Linked DNA regions of Homo sapiens: region 2 is linked to region 1. Evidence: chromatin contacts called from ENCODE Hi-C or POLR2A ChIA-PET data. All regions are on one chromosome and are shown on one strand. The core of a region is the stretch at or near the end of the contact, and the rest is flanking DNA. Distances in the headings are between cores, read along the strand shown.

Region 1 (4,779 bases), core at 1,570-4,069:
TTCTATCTAACTATATTTTAACCCACTAATCAGCCTCTCTTCAGCACGCCCCAACCCCCTTCCTGGCCTCTCAAGTTCAGTTTTAGATTTCAGCATCTTCTCTGTTTACTTTAGGATGCTCCCGTATCTGACCACTGTTACTTAGCTTTCAGAATCGCCGATCACTGAAATTCCAGGTCCAGGGGTTCTGCACTGCGCTTAGAATTTCTCCTCATGTATAAGATGTGCTGGTTGCACCGCCAAGCCCTGTTGCCGTCTGTGGGACAGGAAGCCTTGTTAGTGCCTCCATGAATCCAGCACTGACATTAGCTCACGTAGAACTAACATCTACTCAGGGAGTTGCGTTAGTGGCTCTTAAGAAACTCCATGAAAATTGTGAGAAAACTTCAATGAGAACGTTTTTGACAAGTCGCCTTTCCCTTGTATATAAATGCGAACCGTTTTTCATTTTCAAAATTTCAAACTTTTTCATAGAACTCAAGGATTTGAGTCCTGCTTCCTTTGAGAGGGGTAACAGTGAGTTTTACATAAACACTGTGTATGATTTTAAAAGGCAGTACTGAACATGTGCTACACATTAATTCCTTAGTTTCGAAAGATGCGACGGAGTGGGAAAGTTCGATATCCACAGGTGCAGATATTGGAAAGACCACACTCAGGTGTATGATCTTTCTCATAGCTGCAAGTGACTGTGTTCAGCTTTCCAATGAGGTGAGGAAACATTTATGGGCCTCCTATGGCTCTCTTATTCATTCACCACTGTGCTGTGTAACACAATTTCCCTGCAACAATAAACTTCAACTTTGCAATTTGTCACCAGTGCAATGGCTCATGTAGTTATAAAGTGAACGTGGTGACCAATTTGGGGCGTAATATTGTTCTGCAGTCAAAGTATCCTAATTTGAAGAAATTTTATGTATCGTGATTTTACACCAACTGGCCAAAGTCAGATAGTCTGATTAAATAGATTTGGTTTTGGCTAACTATATGTAGTTAATTCTACACACTTTAAATATTTTGGTTTGCAGGTATTTTTTGAAGGCTTAAGTATTTGGTTTCTGTTTCTTTGGGTTTCCTGTCTGTAGATTCTACCAAGCGTATGTTGTTGAAATAATGAATTCAGGGCCACCTTACCCCTAGCTGCAATCTTGTCAAGTTCCAGCAGCTGAGTAAACTTGGGTCAGGTCAGATTTGAGACACCCTATGACCAAGAAGATATTATTTCTAAATATCTTGTATACATTGAAGAACAGCCATTATTTTATCTCTTCAAGGTAATTTTCTTATCTAGTTCATGTTATGTTTTTTACTTCTTTTGAATTATATAAAATTGGAAGTTATATTTATAATATTGTTGTAATGTGAGGCCAAGGGGGAGCACACATCAGAAGATGGAATAAGCAAGCAGAAGCTCGGATCTGAGTCTCACAGTACTCCAGATGCAGTGAGTGGTTCTGGAGCTGTACTTCTCAAAGAGGGTGGCAGCTCTCAGAGAGGGTGGGGCCCTCAGAATCACCAGAAGAACTGTGTTCTCTTGCATTCCCATCCCCATAATTCTAATAATCTAGAGAAAATGAAGAGAGAAAAAATAAGGTGAAGCCAGGAGTGAGCTCGCAGGCATTGTCAGAGATTTAATTATTGTCATGTGCTACATAACAATATTTCAGTCGATGACGGACCCCATGTTCCACAGTGCTCCCGTAAGATGATAAGACCATATTTTTACTGTACCTTGTCTATGTTTAGATATGTTTGGATCCAGAAATACCACTGTGTTCCAGTTGCCTACAGTACGTAGTACAGTCACATGCTGTACAGGTTTGTAGCCTAGGAGCAATAGGCTGTACCAGACACCCTCGGTGTGTAGCAGCTATACCACCTAGGTCTGTGTAAGTCAGTCTGTGATGTTCCCACAACAAGACCTCCTGACGATGCATTTCTCAGAATGTATCCCCACCATTAAGTGACATGTCTGTAGTATGCAGTTTATAGTACCCCACGATATTAAAACAGAAACAGAAAAAGAAATTCCTCCCTCATGGGTCCTCATAAAGAATCTGATCGTAAGCAACATCTTCAGCATCCTTCCATATGTACAGCCGTGAGGTTCAGAAGACTTCTTTTTTTAAGAAACATCTCAGCAATATAATAAGGCCAAAGTTCATCTCATAAAAACCGTTTTCTAGGAGACCGTAAATATTGCTACTCAAATATCTAATATATTATTTAATATTGGGAATAAATTTTCAAGTCTTTGGAAAGATTTAGGCAGTACTCTCTAAATATTAGTTGTCTCAACCATTTTTTTATACATTAAGCAGCAATATGTTTAGGATCTAGTCTTTGACAGATACCAGAATGCAGCTATTCAGTGTTCAAGTATAGAGTCATACACTTTAAAAGTTAATCGAAAAAGGAAAAAAAAAATTAGCCAAGTATGGTGGTGCATGCCTGTGGTCCTAGCTACTTGGGTGGCTGAAGTGGGAGGGTCACTTGAGCCCAGCAGGTTGAGGCTGCAGTGAGCCAAGATAGCACCACTGCCCTCCAGCCTGAGCCACAGAGCGAGACCCTGTCTCAAAAAAAGAAAAAGAAAAAGAAAAAAAAGTTAGTCAATCTGCCCCTTCCCCTTAATGGTGGCTGAGGAATCAGCTGGCATGGTCAGTGAGGCTGGTGCCAAGTGTTCAACTGATATAGCCAAAATGACTGGCAGGACAAAGGCACTGGGTTTGACCAGCATGGTTGGCATATTTGGTAGTGGAGCTGGTCCTCAGGATCATGCCCTGGGCATTTGGCAGGACCATGGATTCTGCTAGCATAGCTGGTGTGTTTGTCATGCTGAGACCAAGAAGCCAGCCCACATGGCCAACATTTTTGGGAGGCGAGGGCTGAGGATTCAGCTAGCATGAGTGGAAATAGCAGGCCAGGGCCAAGAAAGTGGCCCACATGGTTGAGAGACTGGTTACATACCAGGAGATCAAGCAAATGAGTAAATATATTGGAGCTAATATATTGAGGATAGTGTGTTTGTTATTATAGGAGATAAGAGTACCAGATATAGAAAGAGTAAAGACAAATCCTATCGTATTGGATTGTTTTTAGAGGTATTGATATGAATTCATGGTTTTTAACAGATAAATAGATTTAGATTTCTCTGTGTGTATGTGTGTTTATATATGTGTATATGTGTATGTATACACATATACACATGTATGTATTTTCTTTTTTTTTTTTTTTTGAGATGGAGTTTCGCTCTTGTTGCCCAGGCTGAAGTGCAATGGCACGATCTTGGCTCACCACAACCTCCACCTCCCAGGTTCAAGTGATTCTCCTGCCTCAGCCTCCCGAGTAACTGAATCGGATTACAGGCATGCGCCACCATGCCCGGCTAATTTTGTATTTTTAGTAGAGACAGGGTTCCTCCATGTTGGTCAGGCTGGTCTTGAGCTCCTGACCTCAGGTGACCCACCCACCTTGGCTTCCCAAAGCATGTATGTATTTTCTAACCTTATCTGCTGAAGGGACCTGGAAGCAGTGACACCCAGTAACAGAGAGCTCACTTACTACTCAAATGTTGGTCTAGATGCCTTTTCCCACCAGAAGGAACCAGAGCTCTTTGGGGAAATGACTGAGTCTAGGGCTGTGTGTGGGAAAGCACGTGATAATCCCAGAACAGTTTTATACCAGAAAGTAAGGAAGCATTCCAAGAGTGGTGGGGATGTATCAAAACAACATGGGGAAAATCTTGAGGAATTCGAGCATCAAAATAAGTAAAGATAGTAACAGATTATAACAACTAATATAGAGAGAGTATTGCCTAAATCTTTCCAAAGACTTGAAAATTTATTTCCTATATCAAATAATACATTAGGTTTCTGAGTACTTGGGCAGCAATATTTAATTTAGGGTCTCCTAGAAAATGGTTTCTATGAAATGAACTTTGACATTATGATATTGCTGAGATTTTTTTTAAAAAAGAAATCTCTGAACCTCATGGCTATATATATGAAAGGATGCTGAAGATGTTGCTTACAATTAGACTTTTTATGAGGACCCAGGGGGAGAAATTTCTTTCAGATCTCTGGACTAGAAATAATCAATATTCTATTGAATAAAATAGAAATCTTTGAGTCTGTGATGGTATAAAGAAGTGAATGAATGAATGAATGAATGAATGAACAAGTAAATGGGGGAGAAAGGAAAACTCCACCCTGTGGTTGAATGCCAGCATAATGTAGACGGAATTATGGAATTAGAGAATCTGCATTTGGCACCATTATAGTAGTGACTGATTTAGGCAGGTATCATCAATGAATGTGAAAACACCAGGTGAAGGTTGACTAAGAACAGACTATTTGCATAGACTGAAAGTATCTCGTCAAACACACAAAAATGTATGTCAGTTAATTAGCACAAAGTATTTATAGTTAATTTACATTGGAAAAATCTGACACATACCATCTAAACCAAGTGATTAAGGTTAGCATCTCCAGTAGTGGGACACGTCAATGTGTGCCTCTTCATCATAGGCACAGAGAAGAACACAGGTGGTACTCTTGCCAAACAATCACCTGAATTTAACACCAGGAAACATACATAGAGTGATATAGATAGAGATACAGATAACGATACAGATAGAGACAGATGTGTATACACATGTATATTTATCAAGATAGAGAATTAATTAATGAATGATATGACAAATGTAAAATGTTAGCAGTTAAGGAATCCAGGTGAAATTTATACCAGAATAGACTTAAAGATTTCTGTTTTATTCAGTGA
Region 2 (4,779 bases), core at 1,647-4,146, 39 kb after region 1:
CTGGTTTTCCATGAGGAACTTGCGGGCTCACCCACCCCCAGAGTGAGAGAAGAGGAAGGCGAAGTCATCACAGACACGGTCTTAGCCACCTGCTGAACTAATCCCTCCGCTATTGAGGGTCAGGGTTGTGAGGCAACCATCATGTGTCACCCCAAAATATAAATGTTTCTGAGCCGCCCATCCACTGGCATTTGGATTTGCTGCCAGAGTCCTGTTCCTCCCAGAACCATCCCGCCCTCCTGTTGACCATGTTACTTGAGTGTAGGCCCGGTGTCAAGACCCTCAGAGTCTTTGAGGAAAGAGCCAAGCAGAGAAGACCGCTGCGTGGAGTGTGACACCACATGGCATTTCTCAAGCCCAGCGGACCCTGTGTCAGCAAATACCAGTAATTTAACATCTGCTCCTGGCCTCCTCTTCACCTGCCTGGGTTCGGAACTGAGGAGGAAGGATGAGAAGAGACTGCAATGCAGCAGGCACCCTCTGCAGAGTGAGGCCGCCCGTCCATCACTGCCAGCCCTGGGCTGCTCAGGAGGGGACGTGAACCACTCAAAGGAATGTCTTAAAGAGGATCTGGAGTTTCCCCCATGCAAATTAGGGAAGAATTAGGCAAGAAAAGACATACATTACAGGGAAATCCTTCTGAACAAAATGGCTGTCTTCACCTACTCTTCTTGCAAGAAAAGACATACATTACAGGGAAATCCTTCTGAACAAAATGGCTATCTTCACCTACTCTTCAGCAAAAACCGTCTCCAGACTTTTTAGTGTCAAAAATGTAACCAACTGTCTCCTGATTTTTTCCAATGTGTTTGGCAAGTGCTGTGGCCCTGTTGTAGGTACTTCTCCTGACTCTTGGGGGAGAAGTGGTTTTAGGGATTGATTTGGGGGAGCGGGTTTTTGTCCCATCCCACCTCCTCTCTTCTTTCTCTGCTTGTCGATATTGTCTGTGTGATTCAGAGAATTGGGGCAGTTACATTGTGTCTGTTGTTGAGATTATTAAAAGATTAAAACGTAGTTGTAGAAATGAAAAATTAAACAGCTGTGTTTTAAAAATGCAAACCAATATCTTGTTAATAAAGGAATTCAAGCTATGGGGCAGCCACACTCCCCTCCTCCCAGGCTGGCATAGGTGGCCCTGGGCTGGCGGCTTAGGAAGCATGGAGCACACTTAGGGTAGTGCCTGCCTGGGCAAGAGACACCTGCCGAGCAAAAGGAACGAGAATCTGGGGCTCAGAGCCTCGCAGTTGTGCCAGGATTTTCCTATACATGTTCAGGACCTCTGGGTAGAGGTTTCACAGTTTGTGACCCCATAACCACCCTCACCCGACGTGGGTTCTAGCTCAGTGTGCCTAATACTGCATGGTAACCTGGGCTTGACCCTGAAGCCCCTGCCTGGCAGGCCACAGGACCTCTCCTGCCCACTTGGTGCTATCTCTTCCAGTGACCACCCAGCACGGGTGAGCACTGGCCAGCCTGGAGCCTGCAATCCAGGTGGAACAGACTGTCCTCCATGTCAGTTCCTTCTGGCTTCAGGCCCTCAATTATTTCCCTTTGAGCTTTTTTAGACCCTAGATCTCCTAGGCCCAGGCTCTCTCTTGACCCCAGAGAAGCCACTGTCAGGAAAGGAAGTGAACCCTACTGAAGCCAGAGAATTCACCCCGGCCAAAGCAGGCCCTCTGGGTCCAGCCCCTCATTCCACACCACGCCAGTATTGCATCCATCTACTGCAGCTACACATCCTGAGGGCAGCACCACCCACTCTGGCCTGCTGGCCCATCGCAGGACTAGCCCAGGCACCTGCCGGGCATTGCAGGATATCCAGTGGGGCCTGTGACTGCTCCCTGATGCGTCAGAAGAGAAGTGTTGCACTTTAGTGGAGGAGCTGAGGAGCACCTGCCCCCTTGTAGCTTGAGTTCCTTTTGGTAACAGTAGCAGCCTCCATGGTGGTGTCTGGGATGCACGTGCACCCGCTGCCTTCAGCTGTATGTGTGTGTTCCTGCTGGAGTTGTGTTACTGACAGGATAATGACATTACAAAGAAATTGTGTTATATTCAACTTTGCCTTGATAATTATTGTAAACACTTTGTTCATTTTTTCTTTTTTATTCACAAACTAAATCCACCAGGAAATTATAAAGTTATTTAAAAACCGTGCTGTGTCCTTCTTTGAGTGTCACCCAGCTGATCATCCAGGCAAGGTGTGTCCCCAAATGCTAGAAAAGATGGACAAGGTCTGCAGTGCCCAAGAGGCCAACTCCAATGGCAGGCAGCCCGAGGGCCAGGGGTCCCAGGATTTACGGTGGGTGTGGGAGTCATCACAGCCCTGACGGGCATGAGCCTCCTTTCCCTTCCCGCCTGATCTCCGGGTTTGCAGCTTTTAAAGTCAATTCCCGGTTCCCTTTTTCCTTCTTTCTACCCTCAGCCCCGGGCCAGGTTATCCGTATCAGGTCTCACTGTTCCAGAGCTTAGAGTAGGTGCCCAGCGCTGAGGGATGGTGCTGCTGTTGTACCAAGGTAGAAGAGCCAGAAGGGCGGCCACCAAGGGAGGGCTTTGCCCAGGACTGGGACTCAAGCTTCAGCAGGGCGCGTTCTGATGCACTGACTCTGGGGCGTGCAGGCTGGGTCAACAGAAAGTGTGTGTGCCAAGAGTAAAAGGAGCCGAGAAACCCTGTGCTTGGACGCGGCTGTCATTTCCAGCTTTGGGATTTGTCTTGGGCTTTATGCTCAATAAGAAATTATTCTGGAGGATTTCTTTTATGAGAATTACTTTTCTGCTTAGCCACACTTCTGTGTCTGCCCGAGAGAGGAATCAAGCCAGCTTGCTGCATTCCTTCCCTCTCCCGTGTAAATTCTGCCACACGCTGGGTGTTGGCTCTTGGGAATTGTAGCAAGAGAGTCCAAACTCGTTCTTCCCGGTCGGCCCTCCCAGTGCCCAGGTCCCACCCTGGCCTCGCTCTCTGCAGCCACAGCAGCTGTTGGGAAGCTCTGCCAGGGGAGACGTGCCCGGGAGACAGGGCGCTGTGGACACGGCTGCAGGGCTGAGGTTGCTTGTACTTTCATCATATGAAGCAGGAACAATTTTACTAGCCGAGCATGTATTATTCTGCACAATATAAAATCACAACCACAAGCAAATGTGTCCACAGAAAGCTGTCAGATTACACTGGTCAGCTGTTTCCAAGGTTTCCCATTCATCTTTTTTACTATTTATTCACCCTGCATTCTACCAGTGCCCAGTTGCAGGCAAGTGGACACCGACAATAGATTTAAAGAAAATATGTGAAAACTTTTAAGAATTCCATCCATTAATTTTTTTTCGGAACTGAGAGAAGATAACTAGTACTTTATTTTTGAGGTGGAATATCTCAGGCTGGCTCAAAAATGATTAGGAGCTACTTAGGGACTGGGTGCTGTAGCTGAAACCTTTAATCCCAACACTTTGGGAGGCCAAGGTGGGAAGATCACTTGAGGCGAGGAGTTCGAGACCAGCCTGGACAACATAGTGAGACCTCTCTCGTTACAATAAATTAAAAATTTAGCAGGGCATGGTGGCATGTGCCTATAGTCCCAGCTGCTTTGGAGGCTGAGGCAAGAGGATGACTTGAGCCCAGGAGATGGAGGCTGCAGTGAGCTGCAGTGATCACACCACTGCACTCCAGCCTAGAGGTGCAGAGAGAAACCCTGTCTCAAAAAAAATAAATAGGCTCTGGGGCTGGGGGGAAGCTGGTGTGAGGTTTGTGAGCCTTCCCAGGTGTCCTGGAAAGGGCCCAGACTCGCAGACTGCAGCCCTGGGCTGCCGCTTGACCTCCCAGCCTCTTCTTCACCTCTGAAAGAATGCCTCCTTCATCCCTGTCCCCAGCCTAGGTCATAATGAAGGTGCCGTAGGATAATCTTTTTCCTTTTTGAAATTTTCTTTACAGAGCATAAATTGCTTTCTTAACATCTGCGATTCACTTAAAAATAATCAAGCATGTCTGTCGGGGAGGAGCAAGGGCGTGGAGACAAAAGATGGGCCAGAGGTCGGTAATTATGAAGCTGGGGAACTGCGTGCATGGGGTTTGTAAGTCCATTCTCCTTATTCTTGTGTTTGAATGTTTCCTGAATCAGTTAAATATTCACATCCTTCAACTGTACTTGCCCATACAGGCCTCTTCCTCCGAAGATCCAAGCACTCTGCATTCACAAAGGGCCACCGTAGCGCTCCGTTCAGAATTTGTACTTCCCTGTGTTCTAGACTCCAGGCTACAAATAATAAAAGCTAGTGACATGTGGACCACCTGCCAGCTTCAGTTCTGAGCACTGCACAGGTTTGGTGTCGGTTCACCTTCACAGCAGTCCTACAAGGTGGGTACTGTTATCCCACTTTACAGGAGAGGCACAAAGTGGACGCACGACCTTCCCAGCGCCACACAGCATGTTAGTGGTGAGACTGGAATTCACACCCGACTCTGTCTCCAGAGTGTGTGTTCTTCAGCCCACTGCTGTGGCCACCTCCCGGGGAGGACAGTCTGCTGGGGACAGCTAAGCCCAGTGAAGTGCAGTGGGGCACGAGAGCAGGCAGTGCTCGTCACACAACTTCAACAGGTGGATTTTGCCGGAAAAGGGGGTGAAGGGAAGCCAAAAAGACAGATGAGCAAGACCAGGGAGGTAGGAAAGTACGAGGAGGGCACTTGGGACAGCAAGTGGCCAGTGTGGACAGAGGACATGCGTACTGCCTGGCTTCAGAGCGACGAGGCGCGGCCGTGGCCGCAGGTGCAGCATGAAAGGGGATCCCCAGTGC

The links. Hi-C counts contacts between places; a loop is a spot of excess contacts on that map. ChIA-PET counts read pairs that join two places held with the same protein, here RNA polymerase II (POLR2A). Pooled maps may share reads with other maps.
Region 2: a loop to region 1 is called in a pooled map, with 5 times the contacts of the local background. The contact joins two enhancer-like sites. A Hi-C loop is called at or near these places in 2 of 50 pooled maps. POLR2A ChIA-PET finds 5 or more read pairs at or near these places in 3 of 52 experiments (H1, PC-9 and RWPE1).

Annotation. Positions count from the first base shown.
Region 1 is chr12:1,455,317-1,460,095 of GRCh38, forward strand. All of the region lies in intron 18 of ERC1 (ELKS/RAB6-interacting/CAST family member 1), which reads left to right. It overlaps LOC124902856 (a long non-coding RNA gene), which reads left to right. Exons shown (of 2, transcript XR_007063156.1): 2 at 1-4,779. Among named protein-coding and RNA genes, the nearest start is that of LINC00942, 43 kb to the right of the region's middle. Within about 2 kb of position 2,820, at least 3 of the 41 ENCODE cell types and tissues checked have a DNase peak (open chromatin) inside an H3K27ac peak, as active enhancers do.
Region 2 is chr12:1,493,781-1,498,559 of GRCh38, forward strand. ERC1 (ELKS/RAB6-interacting/CAST family member 1) reads left to right here. Exons shown (of 19, transcript NM_178040.4): 19 at 1-2,151. Among named protein-coding and RNA genes, the nearest start is that of LINC00942, 4.3 kb to the right of the region's middle. Within about 2 kb of position 2,897, at least 6 of the 41 ENCODE cell types and tissues checked have a DNase peak (open chromatin) inside an H3K27ac peak, as active enhancers do.